2 separate regions of the Homo sapiens genome follow, and region 2 is linked to region 1. Evidence: read pairs that join two places in POLR2A ChIA-PET (ENCODE). Cell type or tissue: PC-9. All regions are shown on one strand. Links, peaks and the distances in the headings refer to the core of each region. The heading gives the core; the rest is flanking DNA.

The links. ChIA-PET counts read pairs that join two places held together with the same protein. Peaks named below come from ENCODE experiments on the same cell type or tissue, not always from the same donor. Only the 100,000 strongest peaks of a DNase experiment are listed, where the experiment ranks them.
Region 2: POLR2A ChIA-PET joins it to region 1 with 11 read pairs; 3 of 35 experiments call an interaction of 5 or more read pairs at or near these places.

Annotation. Positions count from the first base shown.
Region 1 is chrX:53,257,960-53,273,069 of GRCh38, forward strand. All of the region lies in intron 2 of IQSEC2 (IQ motif and Sec7 domain ArfGEF 2), which reads right to left. Among named protein-coding and RNA genes, the nearest start is that of KDM5C, 40 kb to the left of the region's middle. In PC-9, for the core only: no CTCF peak of the experiment used is centred there; DNase peaks (open chromatin) are centred at 5,242, 5,842, 7,902 and 8,452; H3K27ac peaks cover 3,767 bases.
Region 2 is chrX:53,062,120-53,077,229 of GRCh38, forward strand. It overlaps GPR173 (G protein-coupled receptor 173), which reads left to right. Exons shown (of 2, transcript NM_018969.6): 2 at 14,406-15,110. The coding sequence starts at 14,503. Among named protein-coding and RNA genes, the nearest start is that of TSPYL2, 13 kb to the right of the region's middle. RefSeq lists an enhancer at 9,366-9,867. In PC-9, for the core only: CTCF peaks have their summits at 9,588 (motif pointing right) and 9,789; no DNase peak of the experiment used is centred there; H3K4me3 peaks cover 734 bases.

The sequences.
Region 1 (15,110 bases), core at 1,447-9,446:
CTCTTAAACATTAAGCCATACTTCAGGGTTGGCTGCCAGCCCCCTATTCCATCCACCCATCATTCCAGCCTGGCCCACATCCTGCTTTTCCCAAATGCTCCTCTGCTTTCTACCTCCAAAACTGCTCATACAGTACCTACCACTTGAAATGCAATCCCCATCGTCTCCGCCATCTGCAATCTGAGAAATTCCCCCACATCCTAGTTCCGTCAAGATTCAGGTCATATGCCACCACTAAGAAGCCCTCCTGAATCCCGCCTCCAGCCAGAAATTATTGCTGATCCTGTTCAGAGCTCCCACACACAGCACATGTCTGTCCTGCTTTTTATGGCACAGGTTAGCTTTGGCAAAGCATGACAGCTATTTGTGTTCATGACTCCCAGAATCCCAGCTCAGGAAGAGAATTTGATAATCTCCCAGCTAACACAGAGCACACGGCCTGGAACAGAGTAGGTGCTCAATAAAAGCTGCCGTCCAGAGGGAGTCAATGAATGTGCTCAGGAGGCTGCTCTAAGAAATACTCTCTCCTGAACTTTTACCACAGCCTCCGATCTCCTCTTCCAACCCATTCTTCACCCTGTGGCCAGTGAGAGCTTTCAAAAGTACAAATCTGGGCCGGGCGTGGTGGCTTACTCCTGTAATCCCAGCACTTTGGGAGGCTGAGGCGAGCAGATCACATGAGGCCAGGAGTTCAAAACCAACCCAGGCAACATGGCGAAAACCCGTCTCTAATGAAAATACAAAAATTAGCCGGGCGTGGTGGTGGGGGCCTGAAATCTCCTGCTGAGGCAGGAGAATCACTTGAATCCAGGAGGCAGAGGTTGCAGTGAGCCAAGATTGTGCCACTGCACTCCAGCCTGGGAGACAGAGCGAGACTCCGTCTAAAAACAAACAAACAAACAAACAAACAAAACCCACCACCACCACCACCACCAAAAGTACAAATCTAGGCCTGGCGCCGTGGATCATGCCTGTAATCCCAGCACTTTGGGAGGCCAAGGCAGGTGGATCACCTGAGGTCAGGAATTCAAGACCAGCCTGGCCAACATGATGAAACCACATCTCTACTAAAAATACAAAAATTAGCTGAGCATGGTGGGTGTGCCTGTAATCCCAGCTACTTGGGAGGCTGAGGCAGGAGAATCACTTGAACCCAGGAGACAGAGGTTGCAGTGAGCTGACATCGCACCACTGCACTCCAGCCTGGGAGATAGAGTGAGACTGTCTCCAAAAAAAAAAAAAAAAAAAAAAAAGTACAAATCTAGCTGGGCACAGTGGCTTATACTTGTAATCCCAGCTACTCCAGAGGCTGACATGGAAGGATCACTTAAGGCAGGAGTTGAAGACCAGCCTGGGCAACATGGCAAAACCTCATCTCTACCAAAAATACAAAAAATTAGCCAGGTGTGGTGGTGGGCCCCTGTAGTCCCAGCTACTTGGGAGGCTGAGGCACGAGAATCGCTTGAACCCGGGAGGTGGAGGCTGCAGTGAGCCAAGATTGTGCCACCACACTCCAGCCTGAGTGACAGAGTGAGACTCCATCTCAAAAAAAAAAGTATTGCCAGGCATGGTGGCTCAGGCCCATAATCTCAGCACTTTGGTAGGCTGAGGTAGGAGGATCACTTAAGCCCAGGAGTTCAAGACCAGCCTGGGCAACATAGGGAGACCCCGTCTCTACAGAAAATAAAAAATTAGCCAGGCGTGGTGGCGCATGCCTGTGGTCCTAGCTACTAGGGAGGCTGAGGCAGGAAAATCGCTTGAGCCCAGGAGGTCAAGGCTGCGGTAAGCCGTGATCCTGCCACTGCACTCCAGCCTGGGCAACAAAGTGAGACCCTGTCTCAAAAACAAAAACAAAAACAAAAACAAAACTGTACTAACCTAACTATTTCATTCTCTCACTAAAACCCTTCCACAGCGCCAGATAACTCACTCAACAAACAACAACTGAGCACCCTCTGTATGCCAGGCACAGTGCTGGGTGCTGGAAATATACTAGTGAGCAAAATGCACGAGAACATTCTCAGGGAGGTGATGTTCTAGTGAGGGAATGGGTGTGGCTGGGACCCAGAGAATGGTCTCATTATGGGGGGCACAAGGTTGGAGGCTTACAGAAGAAAGAAACAAGTAAATATATCCTGCCATTTCAGGTAGGGGTGAAGTGCTAGGAAGGAAAATATAGCAGATTGCGAAAAGGTGCTGTTTGAGAAGTGGTGCTCAGGGAAGGCCTTTCTGGAGCAATGGCATATAAGCAGAGTGCTGAGGGAAGTGAGAGGAAGTTGCATGGCAAAGGCAGAGCAGTCCAGAGAGAGGGTACAGCCAGCGCAAAGGCCCGGAGGTAGAACTGTGTCTGGCATGTTCGAGAAACAGTGAAGAGGCCAGTGTGGCCGGAACAGAGTGAATGAGAGGAGATAGGAGGTAAGATCAGAGAGGTCATGGGGGCCAAATCGGAAAGGGCATGAGCCTACAATAAAGACTTTGGCTTTTGCTCTGATTGAGGTGAGCAGAGGAGGGACATGATCTAACTTGGGTGTTCCAGGAATCAGCAGCCATGGGATAACCTTCAACTTCCTCACTGTGGCCATGGATGGCTCTCCTGACTTGACCCCCACCTCATATATTCTCTGCCCCATTGCCCCAACCTGGCTACCTCCTGCTCAGCCTTCAATGCTCTGCTCAGGTATGCCTTTCCATGCCTGCCTGCCTCCTCCACACAGGCTGTCTTACACCCGCTCCTCTCGGGCTGCAGTAGGGCCCTGTTGTCACCTCTAATTCCTAGGGCAAAGGCACTACTTAGCTCATTGAATTCTTGAAACTTACCAAGGCAGGCACCATTAGCCTCATTTCATAGATGAAGACACTGAGGCTCAGAGAGGTGACATAAACTTGCTCAAGGTCACATAGCTATTAAGTAAAAAAGCTAGGATTCAAACCCAGGGCCCAGGCTTTTCATGACATCTTGTTGCCTCTCCTCACTCCCGGCTCCGTGCTGCCCCTGGCTCTGCACTCTTTGGCAATTCCTCCCTTGAGAGCTCACCCCCGTTTTGGTTGCAAAGGGAATAGTGGCAGGGAGATCAGGCTGTCAGCACAGCCTCCCACAAGGGAGCCTGGCAAAAAAAGGAGGGTGCTTGACGGCGTTGCTTCTGACATCATACATACTGCTGAAGAAACAGCACTGGGGATGTGGAATCCCTCAAGTCAGAGCCCCCAGAACAACACTCGGGGACATGCTGATCACATGGAAAATCTCTCTTCTTCTCTTTCTCTCGCACACATACACACACATGCAAACACACAGAGAGAGAAAGAGCCTGTTGTAGAGTAAGACGCTGGGCAGGCCAAGGCTCAGGTCCTGACTGCCACTGACCAGCTGTGTGAGCCCGTGCATGTCACTTTTCCTCTCTGCAACTCAGTTTCTCATCTGTGCAGGGGTCAAGCAAAACCAACTCCCTCTTTGGATTCCTGGACTTCAGAAACGGTCTGGGAGCACCCCCTCTCTGGACTCTTCCCAGCCAGGAGCAAAACATCTGCATGTGCACACACACACACACACACACACACATACACTCACACACATGCATGCAGAGGTACAATAACACAGACACATGCAAAGGCAGACAAACCTAGAAACAAAAACACATCCACAGACACAAGAAAATAGACACAAACACATGCAGACATGCACATATACGGACACAACCACACACACACACTCACACACACACACACACGCCCATGTGCGCTGTCTGCTGGGCTATTCTGTGGGGGAAATTGGAGAGCATCCTCTGCAGAGGGGGAAATAAGCTATGCTACACAAATAACCACAGTACAAAGCAGAAAGTTATCAGGGCTGGGGAACAGAGGAAGTGCTGGGGGAGTGCAGGAGAGAGATCCCTTCTGTTTGGGGGTGGTTGAGCAGAATAAAAATAAACTCGCACTTACTGCGCACCTTCCCTGTGTCAGGCATTTTCCACACATTATTTAATCTGCATGGCAAACGTGAGGGAAGAATTAGGATTCCTATTTTGCAGATGAAGAAAAAAACTCCAAGAGGGGAAATGACTGCCAAAGGTCTCAGAGCTAGCAAGTGGCAGGACAGAGATTCAAACCCCAAAGCTTGTGCTAGTTCCTCTGCTGCCCGGAAGGCTTCCTGGGGGAGGAAGCTTGTGGACTGGGTCTTGCCTGGAAGGAGTTGGTAGAGATGAAGAGTGAGGGAACCTTGTGTGCCAAAGCACTAAGATGGGGAGAAGCAGTGTAGGATGTTCCACAGGGATCTGGGGCTGGCCTGCCCATGGCAGGGGCACTAATCCTCCTCAAATGCTGCTTCTAATGGGAGGTCTTCTCTCCCTCCTTCCCTTTATTGGCACTGCCCGGAACCAGGCAGCCAGCAGGGGATGGGATCAGGATGCAGTTGTCATGGAAACGAATGGGGGCTGTTGCCATGGATATCATAAGATGAGGGCAAGAGGAAGCTAGGGATGGTGAGGACTATCCCCATGACAACTTAGGTGGCAGTGGGGGGAACGGGACGGACTGGAAGTAGAGACAAGAAAACAAGACGAGGAAGGTCATTGCACCTGGATGGGACCAGGGGCTTTGGGTTCTGGAAGGAGCAGACTGGGCCAGGAGACTGGACCCAGTGGCAGGGGAGAGAGGAGGCAGGGGGACTGCAGCCACCTCTCCCTCCAATATTTCTTCTGCAAGCTAGTTCTGCTGCCCAATCCCAGTGTCACAGGGATCTAAGCCCTAGCCCAGCCTGGCTTGGCACAGGAACTGACAGGGAAGAAAGCAGCCTTCAGAGGAGCTGAGCTGCATACACGGGCTTTGGGAGCGCAAGACCTGAGCTTGAATCCCAGCTTTGCTGCTGTGCAGCCCTAAAAATAATAGTTGTCATTTATTGAGTTGTCATTTTGCTAGGCTGAGCAACACTGCAAGGTTTGGGTTGTTCTCTCTGAGGAGGACAGCACAGATGATGAAACTGAGGTACAGAGAGATGAAGTAACCTGCCCAAAGCCTTGAAGCTCAGCACTGGTGGAGCCAAGATTCAAACAAAAGTGTATCTGAACACAAAGCCCGTGCTCTTACCACCACCCCACCCTCTGTCCCAGGCACTATAAGCAGTCCCTTCAAGGTACAGTCCTCGCATTCTTCATCTCCCCGTGCCTTCCCACAGTGGCACACAAAGGATCGCATGCTGGGTAAATATTTGTGGAGTGGGTGAACGAGGAAGCAACCCGGGAGGAAGCAGGAAGGACTGAGGTTAGATGGAAGAAGCTCCTGACCTCAAGAGCGATGACTCATGGATGTGGCTAGCCAAGGGTGGCAGAAGATGCACAGAGCTGGGATGGACTGGACGGACTAGGCTTTATGAACCATCCAATCCCACAGACCCAAATGGAGGCCCAGAGAGTCAAAGTGACTTGCCCAGGGTTGCACAGGACAAGAATCCCCCTCACCTCTGGCCAGCATCCCACTCTTAGCTTCAGAAGCCCCTCTGAATCTGGCCTGTCTCCCCACCCCTCACCTCCCACCCTGCCCTGTAAGTTCCTCAATGTCACAGGCAATAGCAGGTTACTTGCAATTCCTAGACTACAGCAAGCTGATCCACATAACCAAGCCCATGCTCATACTCTTCCTTTGTTTCTTCTGCCCAGAATGTCTTCTGTCTCCCCTTCACCCCCCGACTTGCTTGATCTGGGTGAGCTCATCTTCATCTTGCAGTACCCTGGGCAGGTTGGTCCTTCTGGGAAGTCAATGCTGACTCACTCCTGCCGCTCACGGAACATGACAGGGTCAGTGACTCCCTCCCCTGTGTCTTATGCATACCCATATTATCACAGTCAGTCTTTCTTCCTGGCTAACTTGTGGTTCTCTCTTAAAGTGTCCGTCTCCCACCCCACACCCCCGTCCTGTTTCCCAAGGGCAGCGGCCCGGTGTGATTCACCTTTGCGGACCTATGGCACTCATGCCAGTACTAAGCACACAGCAGTTACTCAGCAGCCACCCTGGGTCCTCGAAGACCACAGGTAGAAATCACGTGTGTCTGTGTGTGTGTGACCATCCTGCCTGACAACTGTCACCCTAAAGGCCACAGCCTCACGTGCTTAAAAGCCACCCACACCCAGCCTTGTGATTACATCCACCAGACACAGACATCAAGGCTGCCAGGTACATAAAGTCACCACTTCACACAATCAACCTCACACTCAGAATTCCTCACACCCAGTCTCACATCATCACATTTCCTCAGCTCTGCAGCAGTGTGCACAGTCTCACAACTGTGAGACCTGCAGAGCCTTGTGCAAAGACATGTGTGAGGATGGCCGGCCACATGGAGGCCATGCGTGCACACATATTTCTCTCACGGCTGATCAAAACCCCACCCCCTTCCCACAGCACAAGCCCTCTGCCCGATTCAGCCAATTCAGTTGCCCACGGGTCGGGAGGGTCATCTGACCCTGACTTGCCCCCTCCCCCCATGTAGTTGAACCCCCGTCCCCACCCCCACACTTGCTTCTCTCTCCATTCAGCGGAAGGGTAGAATGGTCTCCTCGTCCCCAGCCCCAGGTCACCTACATTCACACACCCTGGAGAGCAGAATAAACAGAGTAATGTACCCACCATTCCCCTGCATGACCCTGGAGCGCTCCCCCAGGTTTTTGTCTATGCGGTCCCTGTCTCCTATAATGCCTTCTCACCCCTTGCCACCTTTTCAAACCCTTACCAGCCTTCAAGGCTCAACTCTTGCACCTCTTCCTCCAGCAAGCCCTCCTGGACACCACACCTCCCCACCCACCTTGACATCTCCTTCCTCTCTGGGCCAGGAACAAAATGTGCTCATTACTGAAGCCGTTCCTGTCCAATCATGTTAACCCTTTGCATCCTTCCTACTTTCCCAAAGGATTTCTCATCTCTCATCTCCCCTGGGAGATGGAGAGCTCGCAGAGGACACAGCCACTGTCATGCTTAAAAAAAAAAAAAAATCTTTTTGTAGAGATGAGATCTCACTATGTTGCCCAGGCTGATCTGAAACTCCTGGCCTCAAGCCATCTGCCTGTCTCAGCCTCCCAAAGGGCTAGGATTACAGGTGTGAGCCACCACACCTGGCCTCTGTCTTACTTTGGATCTCTCACAGTATTTAGCGTCAGGTCTTATACCCAGTAAGGGCTCAAACAATGCTTTGTTGAGTAGAATGAGGAAGAGTAAATAAGGGAGACAGGCAGGGAGGGAGGGGAGAAATAAATGAGACTTTGAATGGGTGAATGAGTAGATGAGTTGAGCGAGTGAGGCAATAAGTGAGGGAAGGAGGTGAGGTTCTAGGAAACCTAGAGGTTCAATGTGATAGAGATGCTGAAGGGAGGGAGGAAAGAAAAGACAGGAGAAAACTCTCACCTGGGCCTTAATCAAAACAAGAGCCACCAATCACAGCACACTTGCCCAACAGTGCACAAGCTCCTATGCTGGGCTCGTTGTGTTCTTTCTTGCTAATCTTCATGACAACCCAGAGAGGTAGGTATATTCTCACTGTACTCAGGAGGAAAACAAAGCTCAAGGAGAAGAAAAAACTTGCTCAAGGTTATACAGATGTAAGTGGCAGAACCAGAAGGTAAACTCAGATTTGTCTAATACCAAAGGCTCAGACAGGAAAAGTCGGGGGTATGAGCCCACTTCAGACACATCATGGAAGGTGTGAGTCCTACAAACCCGTAAAGGACATCTTCCACCCTCCAGCTGAGAGCCTCCAGGGAGTCTTAGAACCAGCCTCTGCCCAGGTGCAGGGAATATTTAGGGTCGTTGCATTGGAGGGAAATGGCTTCCTCTCAGATTCAGAGATCCCTAAAGTTGTAGAATCAGAACCTTAAAAGTAAACGATCAAGGAATCTAAACATTGCAGAATATTAAAATTGCATCATCAGAATTTGTTCAAATGGTAGAATTATGCAATCTTAAAACCACAGGACTGGAAAATCCCAAAATCACTGCATTGTAGAAATAGAAATCATAAAATTGCAGTGGAATGTGTCACTGAATCATTGTCTATTAAATTCACATAATCATAGCTTCTTAAAACTGTAGCATCTCAGATTCACAAAATGTCACAGCTGGAAGAGTCATTGGAGACCCTCTAATCCAACCCTTCTCCTTTTTATAGATGTCAAAGAGGTCATGCGACACATCCAAGGTTAGCCTGCCCGTGTTGGGAGTCATTCATGCATTTATTGAGTGCCTCCTGGGTGTTGACAAAACCACGAATCAAACCCTACTCTCTTTCCCGGCCCCTATTCCCAGCCCTGGATAGGAAAGAAGGCAAGGCCCTGGTGGGGATTGGAAGAGGGAAGTGGGGGTGGGTGGAATATACATCAGACAGAGAGAAGAGATCAGCTTTTATTGATGGAAATTCCTTTGTACACAGCAACACGCACTCTGAGAGGCCTTTTCCTCCTGATAATATTTACAGAGCACTATGGGAGTGGCAGAGGGCATGGGGTGAGGCCTTCAAGCAGTGGAGGAGATGGCAGCAATGGCCACAGCAAGGGAACAAACGACAGGGAACTAGGCAGGCTGGGTCCTGCCCCCGTCTGGTCCTCTGAGCCCTAGGCACCCTGCATCTCTGTTTGTGCTCACAGAGGACAGAGGTAGGTCCTTGGGATGTCATTTGGAGACCTCTCCAGTAGTGGCAGGCTCCAGGGTGCCTGGGAAGTGGGAGTGCGGGTACGGGAGGATCCAGGTTCCAAGCTCCAAGCTCCAAGCTCTGCTTCTCCCACATTTTAGTCGGACCTAGGGCTCCAGCTCTCTTTAATTCAGGGGCTGGAGTCCAGAGGAGACAGCAGTGGGGATGGGAATTCCAAGAAGAAGGTGGGGGGAGGAAGGGGCACGATGCTTGCCCATCTGGTTCCTGAAGCAGGGGACAGGGTCCCATGGGGGAATCTGCGGGGGGGTGGGTGGGGGGAAGGAGGGGCTGGTTAAGGCTTTTGCTTCTGCATAGAAAATGGCCCTTGTCCTCTCAGTTACCGAGAGGAGGGACTACTGCACTCGGAGGCCGGACAGCAGAACTGGTGAGCGTCTTCCTCTTCCTCTTCCTCAGTCTCCTCCTCCTCCTCCTCTTCCCTGGGGCCAGGAAGGGCGGGGTAGAGGCCACAGGCGGTGGGTGACAGAGAGAGGCAGAGGCATTAGTTTGCAGAGCAGGGGAGATACGCGAAGGGCCAGGACCGGAACCAGAAGGTGGGACGAGAATGGGGGTCAGGGTGGGGAGGCCAGTGTGATGGATTATCCAGGGTCACACCCAACTCAGTGTGCTGGGACAGCCCTCCCCCACACCCAGCCTGGGCTCAGTCTTAAGGTCACCCTCAGCGTATATCAACTCCCTTTCTAACCCTGCCAGGTGCCTGACCCTCATTTTAATATAATAACAGCAACCTGCTCTCATTTTGCACGCATCATCTCACTTAGCCCCTACAACAGCTCTGCAGAGGAGCATTTTAGAGATGAGGGAATTAAAACTCAGAAAGGTTAGATAACTTGCTCTAGGTCACACAGCTGGGTAAGTGGTAGAGTCAGGATTTGAACCCAGAGTTTTTGGAGCTCCAAGTCTCAGACTCATCCCACTAGGTCCTTTGGGTGAACTTGGCACTATCTCTAGAAACCCACCCTGCTCTTGAAGGACAAGGATTTGTATTTCCTGAAGGTTCAGGCTCAGGAAAATGGGAGATACTTGGAAATGGAGTACGGAAAGCCCACAGCTTTGGAAGCAAACAGACCTGGGTTCAAATCCCAGCTCTACAAGTGGTTCCAGGCTATATGCCCTTGAGCGCATTATTGTCACTCTTGGAGCCTCAGTTTCCTCGTCTGTAAAAATGGGGCTCGTGATGTGAACCTCCCAGGACTGTTGCAAGAACTAGAACATATATCAAGTGTCTGGCAAACACCAGCAATGGGAACATGGTGGTGATTATTGTTAACTACTCGTGAGCTGAATCTAATTCCCAAAGTGGCCGTCTGCCCACACAGAAGCAGCCACAGCAGTGGGAGAAGAGTCGCTGCAGGAACAAGCACCTATCCCTAGGGTGCTGCTGAGCAGTACCAGGGGCCAGGCTGCATGTGGCATTCACTGGTGCTGGGCTACAGTTTCATATGGTGGATGGACAGACAGTTGGGCTGGGAGGGGACCAGGTGACTTGGGAGTGACAAGGCTGACCTTCTGGGGACAGACAAGGAAACAGTTACCCTCATTCCCAGACCCCTTGGCTCAGGGGATGCAGGAATTATGGAATCCAGGAGACTGGAAGAATGGGAAGAGGTGGGAAGGAACGCAGACAGGGAAGTGAAGGGAAAGGAAAGGAAGGCATTGCTGTCCATCTGATGCACAGACAAGCACACACACGCACGCACACGCCTTTCTCAGACTCAGAGCTCCCTCTGACACATTGTTCCACGGACTTCCTGAATCAGCAAAATCACATGAAGCAGGGCGCAAGTTCTGGGCAAGTAGCCCTCCCTTTCTGAGTGTCCCATTCCTCATCTATAAAAACAGAAGATCCACACCTCTCCAGGCTGTCATGAGGAACAAGTGATATTCCATTCCCACTGCTCACTCCCCTCTTTTCCAGGCGAGGCCCCTGCTTCCTCTCCCCCTAACACTGCAGTCACCTCCTGATTTCTTCTCCCTCCCTTCTTGAACCACATTAGCCTTCCTAAAGCCCACCTTCAAGCATGCATCTCTTCTGCTCAGACACCCACTGCCTCCTGGATAAAGTTCAGGGTCCTCAAGTTGGCATTCAAGGCTCTCCCACCATATGGCCTCACCAGGCCTTTCCTGTTAGATGGCAAAAGCACAGGCTATGGAATCAGACGGACCTGAGTTTCAATACCAGCCCCATCATTTACTAGCCGGATGACCTTGGGTCCATTTCTTCACCATTCCAGGACACACTTTCCTTACCTGCAAACTGAGGAAATACCTATTCTGCAGGGTGCAGTGGGACTAAAGGAATTCAAATATGTACTAAGCAAGGCTGGTGCTTAGTGCATGGTAACTATTATTATAACGGCCATTATAGTGGTATCCATGTTCCCTACTCACTGATGCCCAGCCTTCATCAAGCTAGCTTGTTCATTATTCCATCAGCATGCCTGGCCTTTTCACATCTCTATGTGTGTGCTGATTCTGTTTCTTCCACTTAGAATACTCTTCCCTCTGCACAGATCTTTGCCTATTACCATCCTTTCTGAATTTCCTGACCCAGCTCAAGTGCCACTTCCTAAGGAAGTCCTAGCCAGAAGTATTCTCTGCTTCCTTCCAGCTCCAGCATCCGTTCCCTTGGCCAGGGCTCTCCATTTGTTGCTTTGAACTTTCCTGAAGCATTTCTTTCACCAATCCCCCAATACCCTTGTATCCCCACCACTATCACTGCTTTGCTCCTCTGTAAGAAAGAGGGGGCCCCTCTAGCATTTAGGGCCAGTCTCTCCACCTGGACTCTGGAGCCCATCCCCATTACCTCCTCCACAACAATCATCCCCTCTCCCTCCTGCGTTTTCAACCTCTCCCCCTCTGTTGCCTCCTTCCTATCAACATTTATAGAAGCTCAAGTCTCTCCCATCTGGGAATAAAAACCCTCTATCTGCCCCCACATCCCCCTCTGTCCCTCTCTCCTCTTCACAGCTAAGCTTCTTCTTAAGAAACCCGTCTACACTGGCCATCTCTGCTTCACTTCGGTACCTCCCACGAGCTCTTCGACCCACTCCAATCTGCCTCATGCGCCCACCACTCCATGGAAGCTGTTCTGAGGAAGGTCGCCCAGGCCCTCCTGATGGTTAAAGCCAATAGACTCTCTTCCGCCCTCGGCTTACTAGCCCAGGCTGCAACATTTGACACTCTTAACAAGGCCCTCCTCTGCATGGCCCTTTCCTTCCTCTGCTTCTGTGAGCCCACCCCCACTGCTTTTCCTCCTACTGCTCTGACCCCGCCCCCATTTCTTCCTGGGCTCCTTCCCTACGCGTTGGTTTCCCCTTCCCAATTCTGCTCTGGCCCTCTTCTCTTTCACTCCACACTTTTTCAGTGATCTCATTCCATTTCATAACTTCAGGTGTAGATCCCTCTCCTGGGTCCCGGACCCGTCGAGCCCAATGCTTGCTGGACAGCTCTACCAGGATGGCCCTTTGGGCCTTCAGCTCTCATAGGGACCTCTGACTCAGCATCTCACCATTGTCCTTAAGGCACCACCATTCATCCAGTCACCTGAGCCCAAAACATACCTTGGAGTCACCCTAGATTCTTCCTGCCCTCTTAGCAAGTCAGTCACCAATTATTGTGGACTCTACCTCCTAAATAGCTCTAAAAGATAGACTGTGATGTTGCCCCTACCATCTCATCTTCTACTCCTCTCACTCCTTCTTCAGCCTTTTCCCCATCACACTGGTCTCCCTGCTGCTCCCCAAACAGACCAAACACACTCTTGCCTCGGGGCCTTTACACCTGCGGTTCCTTCTATCTGGAACATCGTCCCTGAGAGGTACACGGCTCACTCTCTTACCTCCTTCAAGCCTCTGCTCAAATACTGCCTCATCAGAGAGGCCCTCCCTCTCAAAAGGCACCCCAACATTCTCTACCTTATCACCCCAGCTTTTTCTTCATAGCACTTATCGACATCAGATACACTCTAGACATTTAGTTGTTTATTTATTTTTCTGTCTCACTCACTGTAAGATCCATCAGGACAGGCATCTGTTCTGTTCAGTGCTAAACCCCTAGTGCCTAACACAGTGCCTGGCATTCAATAAATATTCAGTGAATGAATGAATCCAGTGCCAGGCATGAACACTTGAACTTACTGCGAACTCCAGCCTCTGTCATCTCCACCTCCTCCTCTCTCCCCGGTTACCTCTTCAGTCTCTGACTCCAGTCCTCTCTTCCTCCTGATCACCTCTCAAATCCATCTCCTCGGCTCTATGCCCACGACCTTGGCTTCTCTCTCCCTTGGATTACTGCATAGCCTCCTCCCTCATTTCCCTTCTAAAACGCTAATTTGATCATGTCACTTTTCATCTTTTCCTATTCAAGAACTGTTCATGGCTCTCCAACTGCCTACCAAAAAAAAAATAAAATAAAATAAAAAGCCTATACTCTTCAGACAGCTGCTTGAGGTAAGCCTGACCTCTGCACCCTCCAATGTCTGATTTCACCTTGCTCACCTCCAGGCCTTTGCGGACACTGTCAGCACCTCCTCCCCCATCTCTAACTCTCAGAATCCTCATGGACCTTGAATGACTGGCTTAAACACAGCTTTCTTCAGGAAACTTGACCTAACTCACAAAGCAAAAGTAATTCCTCTGCAAAATCCGCAGGGAAATGAGTATTGCCAGTGTCACTTGGGATCTCTGAGAACCAGGGGTAGGATGAAAGTTAGTAAATATGTCTGAGACTAAGGACTCTGGATGCTGGGTGAGCATTAATAGAGGTTCCCTTTTCCCCTTGCACTATCACCCTGGCATGGACTCATGTCCCTCTGGCCCTCTGCTAACTTTGACTCATCCTCGCCTCTTCCCTTTCCCTCACCTTATACATCCACAACAGTTTATATCATCTGACACTTCTATTGAGTCTATCTCATTAATAACTCTCAAAGGATTTGGATTCTATAATTTGAAATTAAAGTGCTTCTCAACAAATGGTGCTCACTGGAGTCGTGCAACACCGTAGCCCTGCTCAAATCCATTTCTTCTCTGCCAATACCCCAGTTTAGGCCTTCCAGCTGGTTTCCCTGCATACAACCCATTTTTCATACTGACTGCTAATGTGATGTTTCTAAAACACAAATTTTGCCAAATTACTCTCCTATTTAGAATCCATTCAACTGACACTTTGTCACCAACAATATTGGTTCTCAAGCTTTTTGAGGGGAATGCAAACCCCTTTACCAATTTAATGAAAGCCATGGACCATCTCTTCCACCAAAAAATGCACATAGGTATATGAATGCAACATTTTGCATTCAATTTCCGGAGGTTCGTGGGGTTCCTGAAGCCCATCTGAGACCCATGCACCCCAGGTTAGGAACTTCTGGCCCTTCCCAATAACATCCCGTTTCTTTTCCATATGCTGTATGCTATTCCTTCTGCCTGGAATGCTCTTCCACACTTCACCCTTCTGTCCCTGGCTCTTACTTAACCTTTAAGACCCAGCTCTTAGGCTGAGTTGACCTGTACCAGCCCCAGACAGGGCCAAATTCCTTCCTCTGGGCTTCCATACCCTTCAGTGTTCTCCTCTGTCAGGGCCCTTCTCAGTCTCCCTGAGTGACTGGGAACTCATGGAGGGCAAGAACTGTTACTCAACAGAGACCCTGGTCACAGCAGTACTCCAAAAGTATCTACTGAAATCAACACTAATAATAGCTACTCTTTCCTGAGTACCCATTATGTGCCAGCCACTCAGATTCTGAATGCATTCATCTGAATGAGCTCAGCTCATTCAGTAAATGAACCCCATGATGTTGGTGGTATTGAGTCCTGTTTAACAGATAAGGAACTAGGCTCAGAAACGTGAAGTGAGTTGGTCAAGGTCAGCTAGCTAGTGAGTGACAAAGTTGGGACTGAAATTGCCATGAATGCCATGGCAAGTAGTGGTCCACCATGCCTCACTGCTCTGAACTGTGAGATTAGGAGATGGTATCAGTAGAAGAGGACCAAGAACCAGGGCCAGAACTCCCTACTTGGAATCCCTTTCCCAGGAACGCCTACTCTTATTTTCCCTCCTGCATCACCTTTATATAAGGCAAGACCAGGCACCTGGTTCTCTCTTCTTATGATGCAACCCATGTACCCTGTACTCCTCTCAGCCTTCTCATCCCAAAGCCCTGCTATGGTCAGGCCCATTCTTTGCTCCAGAACCGTCTAATACACACAGCTTTGAGATCGAATCCAATTCAATGCTACACAGTTGGCTATGAGGAAAACAAGACACAGGTAGTCCCTCCTCTTCTAGAGCTGACAGTCACCCAGGAGCCTTACATGCATTATCTCCAATCCTAAAGACAGCCCTAAGAGGTAAGTTGGCATTAGCCGCATTACATAGATGAGGAAACAGAGGCTCAGAGGATAAATGACTTGCCCAGAGTCAC
Region 2 (15,110 bases), core at 6,502-14,501, 190 kb before region 1:
TCATTACCTCATCACTTCTTAAAGGTCTCACTTCTCAGTACTGCTGCATTGGGGATTAGGTTTCCAACACATGAACTTCGGAGGACACATTCAAGCCGTAGCATTCTTCCTTGACTCCCAAAATCCATGTCCTTCTCATGTCTAAAATAGATTAATTCCATCCCAATAGCCCCAAAGTCTTGACTCGTTCCAGCACCAACTCAAAATTCCAAAGTCCAGAGTCCCATTTGAATCAGACAGGAGAGACTCCAGGTGCAATTCATCCTGAGGCAAATTTCTCTCCAGATGTTAGCCTATGAAAATAGCAAATTACTTTCTTCCAAAATACAATGGTGGGACAGGCATAGGATAGACATTCCCATTCCAAAAGGGAGAAATAAGCAAGAAGAAAGGGGTAACTGGTCCCAAGTAAGTCCAAAATCCAACAGAAAAAAAAAAAACATTGTCTTCTTCTTTTTTTTTTTTTTTTTTTTTTTTTTGAGTTAAGGTCTCCCTCTCTGTCACCCAGGCTGGAGTACAGTGATGGGATCACAGTGTCACAGCTCACTGCAGCTTCAACCTCCTGGGCTCAAGCGATCCTCTCACCTCAGCTCCCCGAGTTTTTGTAGAGATGGGATTTGGCCATGTTGCCCAGGCTGGTCTTGAACTCCTGGGCTCAAGCGATCCACCCACCTCAGCCTCTCGAACTGCTGGGATTACCGTGCCCAGCCAACATTAAGTCTTAAAGCTGGAGAATGATCTTTGACTCTGCGTCCTGCATCTTGGGCACACTAGAGCTGGGCTGGGCCCCCAAGGTCTTGAGCAGCCCTGCCCCTATGGCTTTGCTGGGCTCAGTCCACCCAGCAGCTCTCATGGGTTGAAGTCTCATGCCTCCAGCCTTCGCAGGCTGGAGTTGCACATTCGTGGTCCTGTAGTTCTGTGGTCTTGGGACAGCCCCACTCCCACAGTTCCACTAAGTGTTGCCTTAGTGGGAGCCCTCTGCAGTGGCTCCATCCCTATGACAAGTCTCTGCTTGGTTCCCCAGGCTGTCCATGAAATTCTTTGAAATCTAGACAAAGGAAGCCATGGTTCCACAACTCGTGCATTCTGTGTGCCTACAGAATTAGCACCATGTGGACACCATCAAGGTTTACAGGTTATACTTTCTGGAGCAGCAAGTCGAGCTGCACTTGGGCCTGCTTGAGCCACAGCAGGGGCAGCCAAGGGGTACTGCTCCAGAATTGAAGGAGCAGAGTCCCAAGGTGGCACAGGGCAGCAAATGCTCAAGTCCTAGGGGTACCTCTCTAGAAACCTTGCCCTCAAGATCCTAGCTTGCCTCAAAGGCCTCTGAATAGAATCTGGCTTCCTTCTACCCATATTAGTCTCTTTAGCAGTCTCTTGGTCACACCCTTAGTATTCTCTCCCCAACATGCTTTTGTATTTTTTACATGGTCAAGCTGAGAGTTTTCCAAATCTTTCTGTTCTGCTTCTCTTTTAATTATAAATTCTGTCTTTAAATCGTTTTTCTCTCATTTTGCTGTACATAGCCAAAAGTAGTCATGTGGCATCTCAAACATTTTGCTGCTTAGATATTTTTTCTGCTATATATGCTAGTTTATGACTCTTAAATTCTGCCTTCCACTAAGTCCTAGGACATGAACACGATTCTGCCAAATCTTTGCACGCATATAACAAAGGTGGCTTTTATTCCAGTTTCCAATACCTTATTTCTCATTTCCATCGGAGACCTCATCAAAATGGCCTTTACCATCCATATTTCTGATCATGGGATTAGAAACAAAGCTAAGGAGCCTAAATCTCCTTAGGGATTACTTAAGTGGTCATGATCAGAACCACTTGGCAATTACATTTTTAACACATGAAATCAGAACTGATCATGGCCACTTAAGTAATCCCTAAGGAGGTTTAGGCTCTCCCTATAGCACTTGTCTTCTTCTGAGGCCTCACACAAAATCACCCTTAACCCTCTATTTATGGCTTTACAGGCTTTTTCTAGCCTGCTCCTCCATATTCTTTCAACCTCTACCCATTACCCAGTTCCAAAGCCACTTCCACATTTTCAGGCATTATAGCAACAACCCCATTCTTGGCACCAATCTTCTTAGTCCATTTCGCGCTACTATAACAATATTTGAGACTGGGTAATTTGTAAAGAACAGAGATTTTAGGCTAGGCGCAGTGGCTCACACATGTAATCCCAGCGCTTTGGTAGGCCAAGGCGGGAGGATTGCTTGAGGTCAGGAGTTCAAGACTAGCCTGGCCAACATGGTGAAACTGCATCTCTACTAAAAATACAAAAATTAGCTGGGCATCCTGGTGGCAGGCCCCTGTAGTCCCAGCTACTTGGGAGGCTGAGGCACAAAAATCACTTGAAACCGGGAGGCAGAGGTTGCAGCAAGCCTAGATCATGCCACTGCACTCCAGCCTGGGTGACAGAGCAAGACTCTGTCTCAAAAAAAAAAAGGAACAGAGATTTTATTTTATTTCTTATCATTCTGGAGGCTGGGCTGTCCAAGATCATGTGGCTACATCTGGTGAGAGCCTTCTTGCTGCATCATCCCATGGTGGAAGGCAAAAGGGCAAGAGAGCATGTGCACGTGACAAAGAGAGAAGGGAAGTGGGTAGAACTCATCCTTTTATCAGGAACCCGTTTCTGTGATAACCAACCCACTCCTGTGATAACAGCATTAATCCATTTATGAGGGAAGAGTCCTCATAACCTCATTACCTCTTAAAGGTCCCACCTGTCAACACTGTTGCATTGGGGATTAAGTTTTTAACACATGAACTTTAGGGGACACATTCAAACCATAGCAGACCATAACTTTTAAATTCACTAATGTGAATTTGTAGTGGTCAACATCCATGCCCACTTCTGATCAAGTCATAAGTGGTTTGATTTATTTTATGGTCCTTTGATTCATTTATGGTCATTTTAATCTTGACTTGGCAAATCCACTGGTGCTGAGCATAGATCTTCTACATCAAGTTATTGTGTTTCTTGGTAAAAGCTCAAACAAAGGAAATGAAGTAAATAACAATTGGTAGTTTTGACACAGATATAAACTTCTATTGTGGCCTGCCAGTTTTTGATCTTGGAAAGCATGTTGTTGAAGGTAAGACACATTCCATGGAGATTGCTCACACACAACCCAATGTTTGACCTAATGCCCTCAGTAATTAGCTTGAATGTATGAAATGTAGCTGCATGATTCTACAGGTCAGCAGAGCTGACCTCAAAAACACAAGCTTTGGGGTCATCAGATAACATTTTGGTTTCTCAGAAGCATCAGGTGCAGTTACTAGTGTTGAGTATGGCTGGTGCTTTCACACCATACCCACCTTTCTTAAGAAATGGAACAACTGCTTATTCGTGCCTTCCTTTTCCACCTCCCTTTTATAATTCTCTTGTTCTTGTCATGGCCAGGCAGAGACTAAGGTTTTGTGCTTGAAATAGCTGCGTGATCTTTTCTATCTTTTGGTAGTCACCATCAACAGGAAATTGCTAGCCTAAGTAAGTTGCAGCAAATGGTCAAAGAGTATTTTTTAGTGGGTTAAAACTCGTTTCTCGACAAATATTCAGAATTTGGATAATTTGTAGTGTTTGAATTTTGTGCTTCAAAGGGAGGATTCTTTTTTAAATGTAGCATCTCTTTCTTTTCTTTCAATCAAATATGAAATTTCTTGTAACAAATGCAGGCCAGGTGCGGTGGCTCATGCCTGTAATACCAGCACTTTGGGAAGCTGAGGTGGGAGGATTGCTTGAGCCCAGGAGTTTGAGACCAACCTGGGCAACGTGACGAAACCCTGTCTCTACCAAAAATACAAAAATTAGCCGGGCATGGTGGCGCGTGCCTGTGATCCCAGCTATTCAGGAGGCTGAGGTGGGAGGATTGCTTGAGCCTGGGAGGTTGAGGCTGCAGTGAGCCATGATCACCTCACTGCACTCCAGCCTGGGTGACAGAGTGAGACCCTGTTTCCAAAATAAATAAATAAATAAATGCTCACAAATTGAATGCAACAGAAAATTTTCATTTTGTGTATCTTAAAATAATGATGAAGCTTTTCCCCTAAGTGAATGCAGACATTGCTCTACTTACCCTAATAAGTCTTCTTTAGTATTCAAATTGCAACACCAAGTAAACATCACCCAGGGAACCATACTTGACTTCACATTTCCTAAGTTGAAGTTTTGCTTCGAATCCATAAACTCTGTCAGTAGTCTTCACGCTATTCTTTAGTGTCTTTAACATTTTTTATGTAACTTTATTCGTGTGCAAAAAAAGCCATTTGTTGAAGCCAGTAAACATAAAATCTGTGCCTGAGCTCAGAAGTTCGAAATCAGCCTGGGCAACATGGTAAAACCCCGTCTCTACTAAAAATACAAAAAAAAGAAAAATTAGCTGGGCATGGCAGTGTGCGCCTGTAGTCCCAGCTACTTGGGAGGCAGAGGCAGGAGAATCGCTTGAACCCAGGAGGCGGAGGTTGCAGTGAGCTGAGATTGCACTACTGCACTCCAGCCTGGGCAACAGCGAGACTCAAAAAAAAAAAATCTGAAAAATGAGAAGCATTCACAAAGAAATGTTGCCATGTTTCTTTTACCTCATTATTATTATTATTACTATTATTTTTACCAAATCTCTACACATTTGGGTTTAAAACAACACGGAAGGGTGTACTGATCCCAGTTCCTTACAGAAAGCTGAAAGGCAGGTGGGAAATGTCTTGGATTTAATTACATTCATCTGGCATAATTTACTGTGGAAATGAGACCTATAGACAAACTTACAGGTGAGGGCTCCTCAGTAAATGAATCTCAGAGTTTTCCAAACAAACTGCTGTTGTAAACAGCAGCATCTGTCCACAGACTTATGGAGTTTCCACAGTATTTCAAAGTATTCATGTATCACTTTGAATATTTCAAACTTAGTTTATGTTGGTGCTTCTTGTACTTCTCTTCAAGTTTCTAACTAGTACTGTAAACTATGCAATGTCAACACCCATAGATGCATGGGTAGAAAATGAAAACCTTTCTGATTGAACATCTAAGTTAGTGTCATCTCAATGCCCTTTGACCTGTCACCAGTGTATCTCCTAACAGCAATAATTGAACATGGCCCCTTTCCTATTCCCTTTACCTCATTGGTCTTAAAAATAGTGTACACAATTTCCCTGCACACCGCTAACCTGTGAGATTCTACTGGGAGGGGCATCTTAGCTTTACTTGTTAATCATACAACCCTGTCACTAGCCGGTTGAGCTCCAGCTAAAAATATTCTAACCCATCTCATAAAAGATCCCAGTTTCTCAATTTGCACTGCCAGATGCTTTAAAAATTCCAAATCTTTCTATTGAAGGGGTCAGCAGACCTCTGTGAGTTCTGAAAACTGATTTTTCTCTGCATTCTTAAGAAAGCAACACTCTGGCGGGGCGCGGTGGCTCACGCCTGTAATCCCAGCACTTTGGGAGGTCGAGGCGGGCGGATCACGAGGTCAGGAGATCAAGACCATCCTGGCTAACACAGTGAAACCCCGTCTCTACTAAAATACAAAAAATTAGCCGGGCATGGTGGCAGGTGCCTGTAGTCCCAGCTACTCGGGAGGCTGAGGCAGGAGAATGGCGTGAACCTGGGAGGCAGAGCTTGCAGTGAGCCGAGATCGTGCCACTGCACTCCCGCCTGGGCGACAGAGCGAGACTCCATCTCAAAAAAAAAAAAAAAAAGAAAGCAGCACTCTGAAACAAAGTCATAAAGCAACTCAATTAAACTATTGTTGGGCTTCATTCATTTATTGACAAATATTTTTATGTAAAAACAAAAGATAGTAAGTATGAAATCCCACCAGGAATCAGATTTGGTTAATTTTTAGTATCAAATACCAATCACAAGTAAATCAATCAATAAACCAAGAAATGATAAAAATGATATTGTCGTAATATTTTTAAAAGAGTCTTGACCTTTTAGGAGTAGATACTGAAATACTTAAGGATGAAATGATATAACAGATATGCTTCAGAATACTGGGAGTGAGGGAAGTGGGTAGGGTTATAGGCAGAATGAGACTAGCTATGAGTTGGTAATTGGTAAGTCTGGGCAATGGATCCACTGAGATTCATTACAGTATTCTCTTTACTTTTTAATGTTTGAAATACTCTATAATAAAACTTTTTTATAAAAAAGTAACAATCAGAAAAATAAAATAATACTGTTCTCTTTAGAAACACCTAATACTATACTATATAATAGTCCACATAGCAACAATCATACAATGCTTCTATTTTTTCTCTGTTTCTTGGTGATAAGACAGCCCTCCTATTTTTGTAGAAGAAAGAAACTTGAGGAAAAATAAGAAGAAAATCAAATTAAAAGAAAAATAGGCGGGGTGCAATAGTTCATGCCTGTAATCCCAAGACTTTGGGAGGCTGAGGCAGGAGGACTTCTTGAGCCCAAGAATTTGAGACTAGCCTGGGCAACATAGTGAGACTGCATCTCTACCAAAAAAAAACCTTAAAAAATTAGCCAGGCATGGTGGCACATCCCTGTAGTCCCAGCTACTCTGAAGGCTGAGGTAGGAGGATTGCTTGAGCCTAGGAGGTTGAGGTTCATGCCACTGCACTCCAGCCTGGGTAACAGAGCGAGACCCTGTATAAATAAATAAATAAATAAATAAATATTTTTCATAAATGAAGGCTAGGCGTGATGGCTCAGGCTTGTAATCCCAGCATCTTCGGGGCCTGAGGCAGAAGGATTGTTCGAGCTCAGGAGTTTGAGGCTGCAGTGAGCTATGATTACACCACCGCACTCCAGCCTGGGTGACTGAGCGAGACCTTGTCTCTTTTTTTTTTTTTTTTTTTTTGAGACAGAGTCTCACTCTGTCACCCAAGCTGGAGTGCAGTGGCATGATCTCAGCTCACTCACTGCAATCTCCACCTCTCAGGTTCAAGCGAGTCTCCTGCCTCAGCCTCCGGAGTAGCTGGGATTACAGGCATGCACCACTACGCCCAGCTAATTTTTGTATTTTTACTAGAGACAGGGTTTCACCATGTTAGCCGGGCTGGTCTCCAACTCCTGGCCTCAAGTGATCATCCCGCCTCAGCCTCCCACAGTGTTAGGATTACAGGCGTGAGCCACCGTGCCCAGCCGACCTTTTCTCTTAAAAAAAAAAAAAAACAGAAAAGAAAACAAAAACAAACATTGTCCACATAGGTATAGGCCAAACTCCAAAACCTCACTGATGATAAACTAGCAAAGTAATAATCATACTATCTGGAATGTTTCAACGGGAAGTGATGAAAACAGTTACCACCTCTCTTTGCACATGGTTGCTCTGGAGCCATTCTTGCTCTAGCCCTCTGCTGTGGTAGGAGCCTACCAGCTGGGCAGCTCTGCTCGTTTGTCCACTTACAAGTGCAAGAGTTAGCTGGTCTCTGCACATGAGCAGGTTTGGCTCCAGCGGTATACCTGTTGCAGGATGTGTATGTCAGTTAAGTGTATCTGTGTGTGAGCAAGTTTATATGTGTACACATGTTTGCCCATGTGTACTTGTCTTTGTGTGTGTCTGTATATGTACAATATGCAATTTTTATCTTTGTGTTTGTTTGCGTATTGCTAAAGTGTATGAGTGTGCCTTTGTGTGTGTGTGTTGGAGCTGTTATAAGTCTGTTCATGGGTGGGAGTGTATATGTGAATGGGTGTGTGTGTGTACATATACCAGGATATACATATTTGTGTTGGTGAGCACACCTAATCTATGTGAGAGAGTTTGAATCTGTCTCTTTGTGTTAGAGCATGTGTGTGTATATGTGGGCAGTTTTTTACTTGCCTGCTTTTTTCTGGGTGCATATATATCTATAGGTCTCTGAGGGGGATTCTATGTACTATACCTGTGTGTGTATGTGTGTGTGTATACACACACATGGTAGGGTTCAAGTGCGTGTCAGCCTGCTGGCATATGTAAGTAACTTTGAGTGTTAATATCGTGACAGTGTTTATCTATGTGACAATATTAATATACAACTTTGTGTATATCTGTGTTGTGTCTGAATATGTGGGAGGATTTGAATCATCAGCTATATTGGGTCAATGAGTATATATATGTCTGTGTGAATGAAAGTATATGTGGGTAAGTTTGCTTGTGTGTACCTATCTGTCAGTGTTTGAGATCTCGTTCATCCATGTGTGTGTTAGGGGAGTTACAAAGGTGGTTTTGTGGACCATTGCATGTGTGTGAGTGTGTATCTGAGTGTGTCTGTGTATGTGAACAATTCTCAGCCCTCTCATATCCAGTGCCCTCTTGTACATAACAGATATTTTGTAACACCCCTTTACTGTCTGGAAATGAAGTTCTTAGGAATATAATCTCTCTGCATATGTAATTTTTTTTTGAGATGGAGTTTCACTCTTGTTACCCAGGCTGGAGTGCAATGGCACTATCTCGGCTCACTGCAACCTCCACCTTCTGGGTTCAAGTGATTCTCCTGCCTCAGCCTCCCGAGTAGCTGGGATTACAGGTTCGTGCCACCACGCCCAGCTAATTTTGTATTTTTAGTAGAGACAGAGTTTCACCATGTTGGCCAGGCTGGTCTCAAACCCCTGACCTCAGGCGATCCACCCGCCTCAGTCTTCCAAAGTGCTGGGATTACTGGTGTGAGCCACCACGCCTGGCCCTCTGCACATGTAATTTAAAAAGAAAATCCATATTTTATACAATATCCATTTTGTATTAACTATAATACAAATAAGAAATAAAAGAAAAATGATTTATAAGAAAACGATTTGTATTTCAATATGTAAATGCTTGGGCATGACACTCCCCAGGAGATTCAAGGAAGTGATTAGAGGCTCCCAATGTCTTTTTTTTTTTTTTTTAGATGGAGTTTCGCTCTTGTTGTCCAGGCTGGAGTGCAATGGCGCAATCTCAGCTCACCACAACCTCCACCTCCCGGGTTCAAGTGATTCTCCTGCCTCAGCCTCCCCAGTAGCTGGGATTACAGGCATGTGCCACCACGCCCTGTTAATTTTGTATTTTTTTATTTTTAGTGGAGACGGGGTTTCTCCATGTTGGTCAGGCTGGTCTCGAACTCCGTGCCTCAGGTGATCCGCCCACCTCCGCTTCTGAAAGTGCTGGGATTACAGGCGTGAGCCACTGTGCCCGGCCCCCAATGTCTTATACTGGGTAACTATGGATTTAGGAGAAGGGGAAACATCAGAGGCAGGACGTGCAGGAAAATGACAGGCACAGGCCTTGGAGGTGAGATTTTCTAAAATAGTCAACAACTCTAAGGAAAGCTCATCCCAAACCAAAGTGCAGCCTCCTCTTTACTTACATGACAGCCACGTTCCTGGATAATTCGGGGTATGTTAAAATCAAGAGAAAAAAAATGGTGTTTATCTGTGAAATAGATTCTAAGTTCACTTACTTAAAAGTCCAAAGTCCTAGAGGATGCGGGACATGTTGGCTGCGTGGGACTCTCCCCCATATTACTGGATGGCCAACATCCTCCCCGACTCCTAAATGTCAGAAGGACACCCTACACCCCAGCACTGTGGCCATCAAAAATGCTCCTACACAAATTTCCAAAATGTCCCCTAGAGGGCAGTAACGCCTTTGTTGAGGACGAAGCGCTGGCGCTCGGAGAGGGTACACTGTGTACCTGTGTGAACACGGCAGAGTACAAGATGTACCTCTGCCTCCGTGTGCGTGTGTGCATATGTGTGTGAGTGCGTGTGCGTATGTGTGAGTGTGTGTGTGTATGTGTGTTGCATGCGTGCGCACGCGTTCCTCATGCAAGAGCGGGTTGCTGTCTGAGGGTGTCCACAGCAGTAGACCGTTTATGGGGGGATGGGGTGTGCACGTGTCTGGGCTCGAGCAGGTGTGCGTGTGTTCTGTGTTTGCACGCGTCTTGAGCCTCAGCTGGGCCCGGGCTGCAGCTGCCAGTCTGCGGAGGAAAACCCTCTCCTCACTTGTTTGTAAAATGTCCCGAGCTTTCCCAGGGTTGTGTTTGTTTGCTGCTATTGTTTGGGGGGGATGTGGGGGGTTTTGTTTTATCTTTAGCTTTTGTTTTCACTGAGACTCAGGGCTACGCATTATCCACCTTCTCGGTCTTAGCGTGGCTCTCCGTGTCTCCCTCTCTATCTCCATCTTTATTTCTGTCTCTCTCTCTATCTCTCTCCAGCTACCCTCTCTTATCTCTGCCCCACCCCACCCCGTCTCTATTTTTCTTTCTTTCCTGGCGTTAGCCCTCTCCCTCTCCCTGCTCTCCTTTTCTCTCTCTTGCTCTCTCTCTCTCTCTCTCTCTCTATTTCTCTCCCTTCTCTGTCTGGCATGCTGGTTTCTGTGTGTGCCTCTGTCTCTTTTTTCTCACTCTCATTTTCACCCTTCTTCCCCTTTTTGTCTCTCTCTTCCTCTCTGTATGTAAGGATCTCTCTCCCCTTTCTCTGTTTCTCTCTCTGTCTCTTTCTCCCTCCTGTGTCTCCGTCTGTCTCTGTCACACACACCTCTCTCTCCTTCTCTCTCTCTGTGTCTCTCTGGCCTCTCTCTTACATTCAGTCTCTGTCTGTCTCTATCCCTTTCCCTCTGCCTCCCCTCAAGGTAAAGGAGAGAGAAAGAGAAAGAGAGAGAGAGAAAGAGAGTAAGTGTGTGTGTGTTTACATTCACCCAGCTGCGGGCTGTTCCACAGTCTGAGGGGGCTGTCAGGCCTTGAAGGGCTGAAAGGGAGCCCACCAACCCCATTTCTGCTCAGCCCCTGCCCTAGCACTTTCTAAGTACTAGTTTGGCCTCCTGTCATGGGCTCTGAGATTTCAGGGTGCCATTAAAAAGCCTGGCTCGGGCGCAGTGGCTCATACCTGTAATCCCAACAATTTGGGAGGCCAAGGCGGGCGAATCATTTGAGGTTACAAGTTGGAGACCAGCCTGGCTAGCATCACAAAACCCTGTCTCTACTAAAAATACAAAAATTAGCCGGGTGTGGTGGTGCGTGTGCTTGTAATTCCGGCTACTCGGGAGGCTGAGGCACAAGAATCACTTGAATCCGGTAGCCGGAGGTTGCAGTGAGCTGAGATTCTGCCACTGCACTCCAGCCTGGGCAACAGAGGGAGACTGTCTAAAAAAAAAAAAAAAAGGCCGGGCACCAGGTGGCTGTGGCAGGCCAGGCTGGATTGAGCTGGAAAACCATGCAGAGGGGAGACTTTTCCTGGGAGGGAGGGAGTAGGAAGACATCCACTCAAGTTCCACCCCCTAATCCCAGCCCAGCCCCAACAATCATCCTGAGTTTCCCCAGTTTCTGCCCAATTGCCTCACTGCCTTCCCTCTGGGACCTGTGCTGTTACCTGGTCACATCCCCACACTCCCGGAGCTCTCCTCTTTCCTGCAGCTTTGCTGCGCTGCTCTCACCACCAGATGTACCCCCCAGGCTGCTGTTGTAGCTAATCCTGCCTGGATGTCTCCAGGGCACCCTCTCTGACCCACAGCCCCAGCCCATTTAATCCCTCAATCAATTCATTTGATATATTGTCACTGAGAGCCTACCATGATGTGCTATGTAGTGTTCTTTCAGAGGAGAGTCAGTGAGTCTTTAACTCCTGCCTTTGTGGAGCTTTCATTCTGACAGGACAAGGCAGGCAATAAACTAAAATTTAAAAGTAAATTATATATATAAAATTATATATATATAATTTTTATATATTTAAAAAATTTTATATATATAAAAAAGTTTGTATATATAATTTTATATATATAAATTTATATATTTTATATATAATTATATATATATTTATATTTATTTATATATATATAAATATATATTTATATATAAATATAAATATATATTTATGTATATTTATATATAAATATATATTTATATTTATATATAAATATACATAAATATATATTATACATAAATATATATTTATATATAAATATATAAATATAAATATATATTTATAAATATATAAATATACATGTATATTTATTTATATATAAATATATAAATATACATTTATATAAATATATATAAATATACATGTATATTTATTCATATAGAAATATATATAAATATACATGTATATTTATTCATATAGAAATATATATAAATATACATTTATATTTATTCATATAGAAATATATATAAATATACATTTATATTTATTCATATATAAATATACATTTACATATAAATATATATAAATATACATTCATATATATTTATATATAAATGTATATTTATATATATTTATATATATTTATATTTATTTATAAATAAATATATAAATATATATAAATATATATTTATATTTATATATAAATAACTATATAGATTTATATATATTTATTTATAAATAACTATAAATATAGATTTATATATATTTATTTATAAATAACTATAAATATAGATTTATATATATTTATTTATAAATAACTATAAATATAGATTTATATATATTTATTTATAAATAACTATAAATATAGATTTATATATATTTATTTATAAATAACTATAAATATAGATTTATATATATTTATTTATAAATAACTATAAATATAGATTTATATATATTTATTTATAAATATTATAAATAAATATATAAATATATATTTATATTTATTTATTTGTATTTATATATAAATATAATTATATATAAATATATATAATTTATATATAAATTTTTATATTATAAAATTATATATATATAAATATATAGTGTGTTAGAAGAGAGAAATTCTAGGAGGCAAAATAGGGAGAGTGGCATGGAGGGGGCATTATCTGTCACCTGGATTGCTGCAGGGGCCTCTGAGTAGTCTCCCTACTTTTAATACACCCCACATGACCCCTGCTCTTCACAACGGCAAGCGGGATTCTGTTCCATCCTAGATCATACCACATCTGGCCTCTGCTCAGAATCCTCCCGTGACTCCCATCTCATTCAGAGGAAAAAGTTCTCGCCACGGCCTCCCTGATCTGACCTCACCACCTTTCTGACCTCACCTGCCACCACATTCCCCTGACTCACTGTGTTCCACCCACAGTGGCTTCCTTGCTCTTCCTCAAATATGCCATGTAGAGTCCCACCTCAGGGCCTTTGCTCTGGCCGTTCCCCCTGCCTGGACTTCTCTTCCCCGAGATATCCGCATGACTCACTCTCTCACCTCCCTTAGGTCTGTGCTCAGATGACACTTCCTCCGTGAAGCCTCCCCTGTCCACCTCATCTAAAACTGCAGCATCTTCCCCACCCCTAGCACTTCCTATCTTCCTTCCCTCCTTTATGTTTATTCTTAGGAACTTGTCATCATCTGACATACTATACTTCACCCGTGTCTCTTCTTTGTTATCTAGAATGTCGGTTCCACAAGGGCCGGGATCTTTATCTGTGTAGTTCACAGCTGTATCCCCAATACCTAGAACAGTGCCTGGCACACAGATGCTTGATAAATATTTTTTCAGTGTATGAATGAATATGCACAAGCATCCCTACATGTTTATATTCACACATACTTGCCTCCTCACCTAAAATAAAAACCAAAGTCCTCATCGTGGCCCACAACCCTACACAATCTGGCCCCAAGGCATCTCTGCGACTTCACCTTCCACCACTGTCTCCCTTGCTCTCACCGTTCCTGCCTCACTCGTCTTCCTGCTGTTCCTCAAGCACACTAAACACATTCCTCATCATGAATAAAGAAATCTATTAAGTGAGTGGTACCAGCATTTTAAGAACACATGAAAGAGAATAAAAATGAATGGGGTACATTGCATACAGGTTCAGTACTGTTTTGTGAAACTTTTGGTTGAGCTGTGTGTGTGCGTGCATGTATGTGTAGCGGGTTGTGATGTAAAATGTATTTTTTTACTGTGGGTGGCAGTAAAAAAAAGTCTGAACACAACCTTAGAGCTTTGCAAAAGGGGAGAAGAGCTGCACCAACATCCCTGCCCCACAGATCCACCAGTGGAGGAAACAGGTAACCAAAGACATCCAAAGAAATGCAGCATCCTCACCTGACAAGGAGCGGGTAGGAGCAGGAGTGGCCCAGGGGCAGGGCCTGGCACCAGCCAGGGCATAATTGGGGAGGGCTCGTAGACACACTAACCCTACCCTTTCTGTTTCTTCCTCATCTTTCCTTTCCATCTGTTTCTCATGGTCTCCTGTCTGTCTCTCTCTCTCTCCCCTCTTTCTCTCTCCTCGCTCTTTCTCATCCCCTCCATTTCTGTGTCAATCTCAATCCATTTATATCGGTGGCCACTTTTCTATCTCTTTGTTCTATCTCTCTCTCTCTCTCTTTCCCACTTTGTCTCTGCACGCCTGTTGTGTTTTTCTGCCTGTCTCTCTCTTGCCCTCATCTCTCTGTCTCTCTCTTGCCCTCATCTCTCTGTCTCTCTGTGTCTGTGTCTCCCCCGCTCATTCCCATTTGCAGGTGCAATGTAGCAGGACAACTCATGGAGCCCCCCCGGGCCCATCGAGTACCGGACTGGCTGACCCCCTAGGGTTGGCAGTAGCCCCTGACCCTCAGTATGGCCAACACTACCGGAGAGCCTGAGGAGGTGAGCGGCGCTCTGTCCCCACCGTCCGCATCAGCTTATGTGAAGCTGGTACTGCTGGGACTGATTATGTGCGTGAGCCTGGCGGGTAACGCCATCTTGTCCCTGCTGGTGCTCAAGGAGCGTGCCCTGCACAAGGCTCCTTACTACTTCCTGCTGGACCTGTGCCTGGCCGATGGCATACGCTCTGCCGTCTGCTTCCCCTTTGTGCTGGCTTCTGTGCGCCACGGCTCTTCATGGACCTTCAGTGCACTCAGCTGCAAGATTGTGGCCTTTATGGCCGTGCTCTTTTGCTTCCATGCGGCCTTCATGCTGTTCTGCATCAGCGTCACCCGCTACATGGCCATCGCCCACCACCGCTTCTACGCCAAGCGCATGACACTCTGGACATGCGCGGCTGTCATCTGCATGGCCTGGACCCTGTCTGTGGCCATGGCCTTCCCACCTGTCTTTGACGTGGGCACCTACAAGTTTATTCGGGAGGAGGACCAGTGCATCTTTGAGCATCGCTACTTCAAGGCCAATGACACGCTGGGCTTCATGCTTATGTTGGCTGTGCTCATGGCAGCTACCCATGCTGT